Regions from separate parts of the Mus musculus genome. Here regions 2 and 3 are each linked to region 1. A link is a loop called in an ENCODE intact Hi-C map of the cell type or tissue named here. Cell type or tissue: heart. All regions are shown on one strand. Region 1 overlaps Frem2 (Fras1 related extracellular matrix protein 2). Region 2 holds the start of Frem2 (Fras1 related extracellular matrix protein 2). Region 3 holds the start of Trpc4 (transient receptor potential cation channel, subfamily C, member 4).

What was found. Hi-C counts contacts between places; a loop is a spot of excess contacts. Peaks named below come from ENCODE experiments on the same cell type or tissue, not always from the same donor. Only the 100,000 strongest peaks of a DNase experiment are listed, where the experiment ranks them.
Region 2: a loop joins it to region 1, with 11 times the contacts of the local background. A loop is called at or near these places in 13 of 42 quality-filtered maps.
Region 3: it touches region 1 in a loop (4-fold over the local background); 9 of 42 quality-filtered maps call a loop at or near these places.

What each region holds. Positions count from the first base shown.
Region 1 is chr3:53,524,268-53,528,267 of GRCm38, forward strand. It overlaps Frem2 (Fras1 related extracellular matrix protein 2), which reads right to left. Exons shown (of 24, transcript NM_172862.3): 17 at 1,492-1,684. Among named protein-coding and RNA genes, the nearest start is that of Stoml3, 38 kb to the left of the region's middle. In heart, a CTCF peak has its summit at 1,538 (motif pointing right); no DNase peak of the experiment used is centred here; H3K4me3 peaks cover 514 bases.
Region 2 is chr3:53,656,684-53,660,683 of GRCm38, forward strand. Frem2 (Fras1 related extracellular matrix protein 2) reads right to left here and starts at 672. Exons shown (of 24, transcript NM_172862.3): 1 at 1-672. The coding sequence starts at 401. In heart, a CTCF peak has its summit at 1,697 (motif pointing left); a DNase peak (open chromatin) is centred at 768; H3K4me3 peaks cover 2,074 bases; H3K27ac peaks cover 1,890 bases.
Region 3 is chr3:54,153,629-54,157,628 of GRCm38, forward strand. It overlaps Trpc4 (transient receptor potential cation channel, subfamily C, member 4), which reads left to right and starts at 2,429. Exons shown (of 11, transcript NM_016984.3): 1 at 2,429-2,631. In heart, a CTCF peak has its summit at 1,871; no DNase peak of the experiment used is centred here; H3K4me3 peaks cover 2,557 bases; H3K27ac peaks cover 240 bases; H3K27me3 peaks cover 1,685 bases.

The sequences.
Region 1 (4,000 bases):
CAGAACAACTGCGGAATTGTGCGGGCTTAAAGAAAACTGATGATTCTCAACGACCACCCTTGTACAGCACTGAAGTGTGTGGGTAGGAGAGAGAGAGAGAGAGTTTGAGGCTAGCCTGGGCTACACAGTCAGCCTGGTGAGGCTAGCCTGGGCTACACAGTCAGCCTGGTAAGGTCCTCCCAACCCCCTTCTTCACCTAGAAGAGAAATGAAAATATTCATTTTTTTCTGTGTATCTTCTAAGATACAATGTGGAGTTAAATCCCTTGAGGCAGTCTGCATCGACCGTCCAGGATGGTCACTGTGTTTTCCTCATTGCTCGAAGGGAATTTTAATCTGTCCTATATGATGGAATTATACTTCAGGTATGCTATCAATTGGTCCTGTCTTCCTGGCTGTCAATGTGTCAAGTTGCTGTGATATAGATGTTCAGAGACTCAGCAGAGGAATGTGAGCCCGAGAGGAAAAAGCATGAATTCTTTTTGTGGGTCATCTAGACACGTGTGCACTTTGCTTGCAAAAACTTTATCACCACCACCACCATCATCATCTGAGAGTCAGTCTTACTACACAGCCCAGGCTGTCCTCAGACCCACAGCGACCCTCCTGCGTCATCCTCTTAAGTGCTGGGATTACAGATGCGAGCTACATGCCTAGATAGCTTCTGTACTTCCCGATTCCCACCTGGGTACCAACAGCTCTGCAGATGCTGAAGGGCTTAGAGTCAGGAGCTCTCTGTGCCAGTGTTCTATGGCATTTGTCTATGATATCACGGAATGATGGCGTTTTAACCAGAAAGCGACTGAAGCTTGGACTGTCCTTCAGAAGAAATTCAAACCTCAAGTTTAAGCAGTGTGCTTGAGGTTACGCGGATCACAACGAATCAGTTGTAGAGTCAGAACTGGCACCCAGGACAGGGTTTATCATTGGACTTTAAAGTGATCCTCTCATTTCAGAAGCAAAATGTGCAACTTTCCCCCGGATTTTATTCCCAACTTTCACAACTGGAATTCCTCTATTTAGTACAAACCAGAAAGCTCTATGGATTGGCCTATGTAAAATATAAACAATTAGTCACATGCAATAGACTGTATGCCTGAAACAAAGATGTTAAATTTCACAGTCAAACATCATGCAAAGTTTGAAGCATTGATATGATCTTTCCTTGACAAAGGGTCCCCCCCCCCCACTTCGGTTTTTCGAGACAGGGTTTCTCTGTGTAGCCCTGGCTGTCCTGGAACTCACGTTGTAGACCAGGCTGGCCTTGAACTCAGAAATCATCCTGCCTCTGCCTCCCGAGTGTTGGGATTAAAGGCGTGCGCCACCACGCCGGGCTTGACAAAGGTTTTAAAACGTCACGTTATTAGAGAATATAAAAATAACGATATCGAAAGGTGCCCCCCCCTAATTTTTACCTGAAATAAAAACAAAATTATCATTCTGAGTAATTACCACAGGTAGGAAAGATGCTTTGGGAGCCACAGCCACCCACCTTGCAGCTCAGCTTCCGGGGGGCTGCCGATCCCATGGTTCCACAAGATGGCAGTGTCGTACACGAATGTGAGTCGGAGCTCTGACTTCAAGTCGAAATGCTGCCAGCCGCCCACGCCCACGGGGGAGTGGAACACGTAGGAAACGTACAGAGGAACTCGAAGGGTCACGTAGGACTGCACGAGGTTGAGGACCTAAAACAATTGAACCATTTGCAGCAGCGTTAACCAAATCAGCCCACTTATGCCGACGCCAGATTTTGTGCCATTAGTGCACAGAATAAACAACAGCCTTTCTCAGCACGGCAAGCATCCCTTCACTTCTCCCAGTGCGCACATGCAACAGGGACGTGCGCCAGAGTTCCTTAAAATAACACTATTTTCAGCAAAGTAAGTCCTTTTTACTTTTGAGCAGTTTTATCAAGATACAGGTCTCATACCACATAATTCACCCAGTTAAGTGAAGAATTCAAAGTTTTTTTTATATGTGCAAGGAGTCCGGCAGCCATCACGCCAGTTTGAACCGGAGGGGCAAACACAGATGCACTCCTTGAATTTGCCTCTTCTGACACTAGAAATGAATCTTGTCAGTTGCAGGTTTTGGCGCTTCACTCCCTTCTGTTATGGGATATCAACCAGACATATAGCTACATTCTACTTTATTGATCTCCATCAGAGGATGATTTGCTACCGTAAGTTTGGAACTCTTATGCAAAAATGCATCTATAAACTTATTTTTAAATCATTTAGAGGAAGCTAGGATGAACATTAAAGAAGCAAAACCAAGCATATTTAGCAATGACATGGTGCAGTTCCAATGTCTTCAAAATAATTAGATGAACTGTTTTAGAATTTCATATTTTCCTTCTTTTGGTAGTCAACAGATGAGGTAAGGGAAGTCGGGAGGATAAATTAATCCCTGTCAAGTACCTACCGAATTTCAGACAATGTATTGGTTATTAATAACAGCTTTATTATTTTATTCTCATAATTGAATCTGTGTGTATGCAAGGTGGTTTGACGGGCGAATGGATGATGGACAGAAAAGAAGCAGGAGAGGGAACTCGAAAAGGACTCAGGCGAGCTCACCAAAAGATTTGAAAATGTATTTTTATATTAAGTGCATAATATAGTGCCTGCATCTACATATGTGTACCACATGGTATATGGCTGGTGCCCACAGAAGTCGGAAGAAGGCATTCAGGTATCTTGGTACAGGAGCTACACACAGTTGTGAGCCAACTTGTGAGTGCTCTGAGTGAAGCCATATGGGAGCAGCCAGTGCTCTTAGCCACAGAGCCATCTCTCCTTCAGTGCAGCCCTCTCAGCAGAATTCTCTGAACCTCCTGAGCAGCCGGTGGAAGTCAGAACCTAGTCTCTAGCCTGTGTTTATCTCTCCCACACATTACTACATTGGACACACTGCAGAGAGGTCCTAAAACCGCCTAACAAAAATGGCTGCATTTTAATCTCCAAATGCTCCAAGGACCAGCATCATGATTGCAGCACCTCTTTGTGCAAGAGGAAATGGTTAGCTTGACTCTCCTTGGAAGTTCCAACCGGGCTGTTGAAACTGGTCTCCGTCAGAGAATCAACACAGGGACTAGGCCTGTACTTAGGTCATGAGAACCGAGCTGTGATATGTCATACTACCACAGAGTTAAGAGCGAACTCCCCAAATCACACACAGACAGTATAAACCCATAATAAAAACACACAGTGACAAAGAACCAGCCACAAGACAAGCAACTTGTTTGGTTTTCACACATGGGATGCAAACAATTTTCCCTGCCTGGTGAATCCGTGCCTTGTATGCCTTGGATGCCTTTTTTTCTTCCCCAAGAGCAGCCATCATTACAACCACTGAACAATGAGTTCTGAAAAGCACTTGATACTCTGGCTATTGGGAGAGTGACTTGGTCAGCCTATCTGCCACTGGTGATTAAGATTCATGCTTCATTCCATGACTTTAGTTAACTTTAAGATGTTAGACTTTAGGCATGGATTTTTTTTTTTTTTTTTTTAAACATTCAACATTCAGTGAATGTTTTCTTTTCTTTTTTTTTTTTTTAAACATTCAACATTCAGTGAATGTTTTCTTTTCTTTTTTTTTTTTTTTTAAAGATTTTATTTATTGATTATATGTAAGTACACTGTAGCTGTCTTCAGACACTCCAGAAGAGGGAGTCAGATCTTGTTACGGATGGTTGTGAGCCACCATGTGGTTGCTGGGATTTGAACTCCTGACCTTTGGAAGAGCAGTCGGGTGCTCTTACCCACTGAGCCATCTCACCAGCCCTAGGCATGGATTTATAATGGAAAAACATAGCTTAATTTTTTTTTTTGCCAATATTGACATACTCTCCATCAAATGTTATTGGAACACTGCTCTAGAGGGAAGTTTTTTCTCAATCAGATAATTGGAATATAGCATCCTGTATAATTCTCATTATTTAACTTTTGGGAACATCCTATGTAGCTTAATACTCATGGCAATCCTCCTGCCTCAGC
Region 2 (4,000 bases), 130 kb after region 1:
AGGTGCGAGTAGCGCACCTCACCCGGGCCATAGTCGCACGCAAAACGCTTGGGACTCAAGTGGCCCGGCCGCTGGGCCAGCGCGTCGTTGTCTAACACGGTCACTGTGCAGCGGTCTCCTGGCTGCACCTGCAGCACCAAGTCACGCAACGGATCCAGCCAGACTTCGCGACCGAAGGGCACACGGAGCCCGCGGTTTGCCACCACTATAGCTTCCTCTGTAGGGACTCCCGAAGTCCCGGAGAGACCCAGGGACTGAAGTGCTGCACCGGGGCCAGCAGCCTGTGTGGAGACGTAGCTTACCAGTGACAGGAGCAGCAGCAGCAGCAGCAGCCTAGGCGACTGTGCGAGTATCGGCTGGAAGCTGGAGAACTTGGCTGTCCTGCGCGCACGGCTGGCCATCCCGGGAGCCCTTGTGGTATGCAGGCTGCCGGCCTTAGAGTTCCGACAGTTCACCCGGCGGGTATGCAAAGCTAGACTTTGCAGGCTCCTAGAGAGCACGGTGGGAAGGGCCGGGAACTCGGCGCGGTGCCTGCGGGGCCCTCCCAGTGGCAGGGCTGGACCAGGAGGATGGCCAAATGCACCGCACGGTCCCTCCTTGGAGCCGCAATCCAAGGCACTAAACACTTCCAGCGCGTCCCGGGCGTGTAGCAGTCAGGAGAGTCCCTACGTCCCAGGTCCCGGGAACTTTGAGTCCTTTGAGGAAAATCTCTCCCTTTGCACCCCTAACTCCAATTCTCTCAGGGGACCAATCGCTGATCGCTGGAGGAGGCCCTGAGTCCAGGGTTGGGTAGTGACTGCTGTCAATCAGCTCCCAGGCGGGGAAACTGCGCAGAGCTGCTCTGAGAGAGGTGCAACAGGTTGGTTGGAATGGAGGGGCGCCCTGAGCTTGCTTGCCCGGACCTGGGGCTGCGGCTCAACCACCAGCCTGCGCGGCTCTACGGACTCAAGTCTTCAGGTCTAAAGATTAGTGCATCTATTAATGCATCTCAGTCCCGTTCCTTGGTCATTGAAATCTCTCCCGGGATGGCCACCTCTTGTCGAAACTTCCAAAGCCAGGGTGGGAGTGAAGAACAAAGTTGAACACACCTTGTTGTTGAGTTTGAAAAGGAACCCAGAGCAGTTTGGGAAGGCACTGGAGATTTTCAAACAGACAGGGGATTAAAAGCCAGACCTACCTAGCTAGAGCAGGTGCAATACCCACCAGGGTCACCACCACAAGCCCCCACCCCCGCCCCGACTCCCACCCCCACCCAAGCCCTTGCTGATTTTCCCGTGCTTTACGAAACGGACCCTGTCCGGCGGATTGGTGGCGGTGGTTGTTGTTGTTTTTTAAATCAAGCCCCTCCTTTGCAGTCAAAGTTCACAGAGTTAAAGTGAAAAGAAGCATTTGGGGTGTGTGAGAAATGCAGTCTGATCAGAATCGCCAGTCTCCCACCAGAGAAGTTCCAGAGAATGTAGCCCCAGGCTGTCCTAAACTACCCCTAGCTAGAGAGCTGTCACTGCAGACGCTCAGTTCACCTTGCAGAATTTAGACGAAGGACAAGCTAAACCCAGCTGTCAGCAGCATAGCTTTTTTTCCCCGTTTTTCTTTTTCCACGCCGAGAGAATTGATAAATACCCGGAGGGCAAAGAAGAGTTTAGATAAACCTCTTTTCAGCTAGACCAGATTGAAACCCTAGGCTGGGCGCTTCCTGCCCCCTTGTGTCGGTTGGTCAGGTTTCCTCAGTATGCAGATTCCTCTCCCTGCGCTGCACCCAAACCCCCTCACAATCAAAACCCAGTCGCTTTCAATGGGGTTCTGGGCACTCTTGCTTATCACGTCGAAATATTTTCCCCAGTAATATAAAAGGGACTATGAAAGAAGGACCTGAAATAATGCCTATTTCTCTTCAATAAAACACCGAATTTGGGAAACAGGATGCGTTGAGAATCCTTGTAAATTTCAGTCTAAATGAAAGTCGTAAGATTTAAGTGTGACGCGTTTTAAGGAAGAAATGAACAATCACTTTAAACCTTCCTGCAGCCAGCCTGCCAGCCTCTACCTCAGGAGTCTGACTCCTGTCTGATGTAGTCACACGTGTTTCAGGCCAAAGCCCTAATTTCGTTGCTAGATTTTGATGTTAAATGTCTGATTCTATTCTAAGAAATTCACTGGCCTCTGAGGATGAGATGTGAAAGATTCTAAAAGTCTTTTGAGAAAAAAAAGTGAGGCATTTATGCAAACAAACTGGTGGTATTTAGTTAGTAGAAGCTCCTCTGGGTTCTGTGCTTTGTACTGTTGGGGGGGTCTTCAACTCCTACTACATGTCTCAGTTTATGACAAAAATAGAAAGGACACAGCCAGTACTTGAAACACATGAGAAAATTCCCATCCAACTCCTGGCCAGTTTCCAATTATCTTTGATGTAATAATTTTATGATTTATCACGTTGATTTATGGAACTCCAATGGCCAAGACATGAGAATATTCCGGTTTCTGTTTGCAAGTATGTAAGAAGATGTCAAGTGGAGTAGATGGTCAGTTTCAGAATAAAGGTCTTTCTGTACCATGTTCTAAGTCCTACTTAGTGAAAGAGAAGTCAAATGGATGCCAAGTGTCCTTACTCTGTGTGTGTGTGTGTGTGTGTGTGTGTGTGTGTGTGTGTGTGGCCTGCCTGAAAGCCACAGCCTGACCTCTGATGGTTCCCAGTGGCTCCAGGCTTTTTCCTTTCTTCCTTTTAAAGTCCAACAATGTTTGATTTGCCAGCAGTGATAAGATCAGTATTTGAAGTATGGTCAGATGCCTGAAGGGTAGTGTTCAATATTTTGTTTTGTGCTAAGAAAATACAGGCTCAAGTTTATTTTTAAGTAACCTAAGGAAATCAATAAACTGGACTTTTAGGTGACTTTAAATTTTAGCCTTTCTTAACTGAAGTAATGGAATAATTCTTTAGAAACATTTTTTAATTAAAAATCTTAGTTTACTTTTTTAATCAGACAGCTAGCAATATAGAGTTGCTTAAATATTTTTTATATGGATGATCATTGCTGAAAATGGTAATATATTACATTTTTGTCAGAGAGTTTTGAATAGCAATTCAACATTAAAAGATATCTGCTTAAGTTAGCAAGGAAATGCCATTTTAAGGAAAATGTTCTTTATCTTAAAAGTGATGAAATAAGTTAAAAAGTACTTTTTTTTTAGATCTAGGTTTAATTCTTTAGCTCTTACTTCCAAATCCAAACAAAATATCCCTTAGGATGCATTTTTTTTTTCACATCTTGGAAAATTCACACAAAAACTCTCTTCAAAACAACAAACTTAATTTTAGTGGCTGTTGAAACCTGAAAGATTTCCGGCCTACGGTCAAGCATCAAAGAGCGGATTTCCTGAAGTAAAGGAGGTATTTAAGATGAAGGCAAGATAGTCAGCTGGAAATGTAAAGCCAGGCTGCGGCTAAGGGAGCAGCTGATAACATCGGAATATTTTACTTTTCATTATGGAGTTTGCTTCACTCTTCCTGTGTCTTCTATTGAATCCTGAGACTCTAATAGTCTCAGAGGCACTTCAGAAATTTGTACATCCCTCCTTAAGGATCCATGATTGATTGGCTTCAGGTTCCTTGCCTCCAAGGCCCAAACCTGCAAATGTGTATGTCCTGTATGTAAAATGAGTACAGAGTTTGTATATAATCTATGTACAACCTTCCCTATATTTAAATCACCTTCCATATATTTTAAATTCGTGGTACCAAAGATGATATAAATGTGTAGACAGATGTGCTGGGGTTTTTGTTTTTGTTGTTGTTGTTTTCTTTTTTTTTTAATTTTTTTCCTTTATTTTTTTTATTAGGTATTTTCCTCGTTTACATTTTCAATGCTATCCCAAAGGTCCCCCATACCCACCCCCCCAATCCCCTACCCACCCACTGCCCCTTTTTGGCCCTGGCGTTCCCCTGTACTGGGGCATATAAAGTTTGCAAGTCCAATGGGCCTCTCTTTGCGGTGATGACCGACTA
Region 3 (4,000 bases), 630 kb after region 1:
TGCCTTACCGCTGCCATTCCTTGGTTTACTTCCTGTTGCTAATTTCAAGGCAACAGTAACTTCTTCTTTCCTTGAATCAGACACAAACCTAAACTCCAAATAAACAAATCTGCTTGAGTGTAGATTCCTTTGGCCCCACTGACCTGCAGCTTAAGGACTTACAGGTTTCTTCTCACCAGACTGTTTAAATGCCTTACCTTTTTTTTTTTTTTTTTTTTTGTATAATTACCAATCATTTCATGTATCACAAGCACAGCTACGGCAATCCAGACTTGCACACGCTGCTGCTGAGGAGGGTTTGTGGTCCATTGCTCTTCCTTCCAAGGGAACACAGGCTGCTAGGAGCAAACGCCGATGATGCTGGTGTGCGTTTTGTGGTCCTCAAGGTTTTGCTTTTGCTTTCCTTTTTTTTTTTTTTTTTTTTTCTATTTTGTTTTTATTGTGGACTCACATCCACCTTTCTTATGGGAAGAATAACAAATTAGGGAAGACTAGAAAAAATATCTGTCTCTGATATCATGATAAAAAATGGTATCTGCTATGAAGAAGTAAGAGCCCTAAGAGAGCTGTGTGGATGATCTCAAGTGTTGAGTTCCTTTTCAAGCATCCTTAAACCTGTCTTAAGGACCTACACTCATGACAGCCTGTATTTTAGCAGAAACACTTCTTCAACCAATGTCTGCTCCAGGTTTGGTTTTTATACATTTACTGATCATTAAGAAAAACAGGTTTTGTGAAATTTTTTTTTAAAGAAGTAGTTTCAGTTGTACCACGCCAAACAGATGTCGATGTGTGTTTTTCTTCTTTTCTTCTTCAGTAGAAAGTAGGTTTAGATTTATTGTAAAGTTCATCTCCATGTCTACCGAGTGATGTGTTTTGCATATTTTATAAAATCCAGTGTTTAATGCTAAGACAAGAAAACTACCTTTGAAAGATGTTGACACACATTTATGGAGATCTGTAGAGGGATTCGGGGTAGGGATGGAGTTCTTCTGTTGCTCATCCAGTTTTCTGGTACAGGTTTGTTTGGTGTACTGTAAAGGCCTCGGTATTTTGTGGGACGGACTGTGGGCTGTGCTCTCTCAAAATCACTCTAGGGGTCATGCTGACCTATGAGAGGAGCAGTTAGCTCAGGAGAAAGAAAACTTGACAACTACAAACAGCATTTTGAAAAGAACAACAAAACAAAACCTTCACTCCAAAGAGTACACTCCAAAGTCAACAAAGCCTCCTTACTCTGCAATTACCCTTAAAAAACAAAAACAAAAAAACGAAACGGAAAAAAAAAAAAACCCACCTCACTCATCTGACGTTCAGAAACGCAGAGTGAGCCTGAGTCTATTAAATCTTGCTGCTGGGATGCTTACAGGCGATGGGGGGAGCTCACAACCGCCTGTGCTCTGAAAAAGAAACCCGAGAAGTGAAGGTAGGAGGGGGCTGAAGCCTTTTGGCAAACGCACTGCTAAGTTTGTCCCTTGGTCTTGAGATCACGAACAATAAAGGTGTGGCAAGTTACATGAACTTTTCCACCTCTGTACTTGGATCTTATTTTTGTGTATGAATACTACACCAAGAGATAAGCTGTATCTGGAAGCTCAAGATTAGAGTTAGAGATGCTGAGTCCGGTGGCAGACACCGTCGTTCACCAACATGCCCACCTGCAGCCACCAGGACCTCCAGCTCCTACGCTGGCCCATAATTTGGGATTAAATACGTGGGAATCTTGATTGCCAGTTGTTTAGAGGGAGCCAGGTAGGAGTGGATGGGATGCTGGGGGCTTATCATTTATTTATTGCCACTGTCTGGATTGTTGATGGTAGTGGCAAGCACATCCCTGCACTAGCAAGGCAAGTGTGACACCTTGAGGACAGGGAAGGGGGTGCCAGGAGTCCAGGGCGGCTACAAGAGTTGCCAGGGCTGGGTAGGGGGAGAGACAATTTGTTCCAATCCTTTGACCAGCTGCTTAGTATGGTTGGAGCAGGGCTTTCCAGGGTTGGGTTCGGTTGACAAGTGAAGTTTTGCATTTCTCCTGGGCTACACCAAGCCCTGATCTGTGTATGCCAAACACCCAAGACCTCCGGGTCTGTCCTGACCACCACTTAGCTGAGTGACAAGCAGACATATGGCGAGCCACCCTGCTTGCTGACTGACCTGGAGAGATGCTCCCGGGTGGCGCGTTGAGGTGTTTGTGGGTCCTTTATACCCGCTCCTAGGGAGGTGCGTGGGATGCGCATCCATTCGGGCAGACCCAGGATGGGTGGGGGCGGTCCTCCAGGCTGCTCTTTGGCCACCTTGGGAACGCAACTTTTCCGGGGGTATAGGTGGGGAGAGCATCAGTGCCTGGTGGGCGAGGCTGTCGTCCTGGGCACCCCGCCCCCTCCTGGGCTGCCCCTCCCCCGCGCCCCTGCTCTGGCTCTCCAGCATCCTCACTCCGCCCAGTTCTGTGCCAGCTGCGTGGGCTCTGGTTTCGTGCGGGTTTTTTTCCCCCTTGGAATGCTCCAAAAAACTCGGTAGCGACTACGGAAACCCCATCGGAACTGACCAGCTGCGCTAGCACCAGGCACAGCACTGGTGCTGCGCGCTCGCCGAGCCCACCTCGGTCACTTCAACCACCAGATTGCAACTTTGCGGGTAAGAGAGGGTGCAGGCTCCGCGCTCCAGACGCGGGCCTCACATCTGGGATACTGATTAAGTTTCCTAAGCCGACTGGGAAGCAGGCTCCCTGCTAGGAGGCGGGTATCCCTGGGGGCTTACGCGAGTCACCAGGGTGCAGCAGCTTTTTAAGGTTCTTCTTCTTTTTAAAAAGGTTGCTTTTTTAAGGTTCGGGGAAAGATTTTCGCGAAGCTTTCTTTGGATGACCTGGGATAAGGGGGAGTTTGGGGGTGCTTCCAGGCTCTCTCTGTATCGCGTTGTGAGGCAGGGGTGAGGACGAAGAGCGAACCCCCGGTGTGATTTACATGGTAAACAAAGGATCAGCCCTTATCCCCGCGGTGCTGGGGAGCTCGGTGCTTGTGTACAACCTCCCGTGCGCGTTTGGACGTTTGGAGAGGATGGAAATGACATGGTCCTTGGGCACGTAAGGTGAGCTCTATGACTCTCCAACGAGCTGAGGGCACGAAGGGAGGACAGCGACCGCTGTTCAGTGGGTTCATTCCCCTCTGCGTCATTTTCCTCTGTCAAGCAGCAAAAGCACTTTTAAGCTTGTGGTTGGACCAGGTTTGGGGGTTCCTAGTTCGCTTGGCAACTGAGATTCCAGCTGAACCAGTGACTCTGCTTGCTACTTGAGTAGATAGCTTGAATCCATGGCGCAACTTGTTGTTTCCAGCTGCGAACTGCCTTTTGTGACTCCAGAGAGAGACAGAGAAAGATAGAGACATGAGGGTGGAGGTGAGCTGGGCAGAGGGACCAAAGACCATGTGTCCAGTGTTCTCCAGCCACTGTGGTGTATCCCTGCCCACTGCGGTTTTTCCCAGGGGAGCATTATCATTAAATACCGCTGGCTGCTATAAAAGGTTATCAAGTTACTTACGGAGGGAGTAAGCTACTAAGCCAAACGAGTGGGAAGAGAGAGAAAACGCTGTCACTGTGCCTTTAAAATGAAATCTTCGAACAGATTTGTAAAACTGTGATAAAATAAACCACCGAGGTTCATAGGCTCGCTGGCTTTTCTCTCGTAGTCATCACAATGCAAAGTACTTAAAAATTCTTTAGGAAGAATAAAAGATTTAGCAGAGGATTTTTTTTTAAAGACTCAGACACCGAGAGTAGGAGTTGGCGGTTATGTTAACGGTGTTACGATTTGCTATTTAAAGTTATATTTGTAACGCCTACTTCTGTTCATCTGGACAGTAAACCAGGAAACATCCAGCTCTTAAGAGAAACAAAGTAGTAAGATATAGGGGTAATCCTGTCCGAAACTCAGAATTAGGATCAAAATTGAATTTAACGTGGGTAAAGTGAATGAAGGTCTTTACAATCTCTGCAAATCAATGCTGTGGTT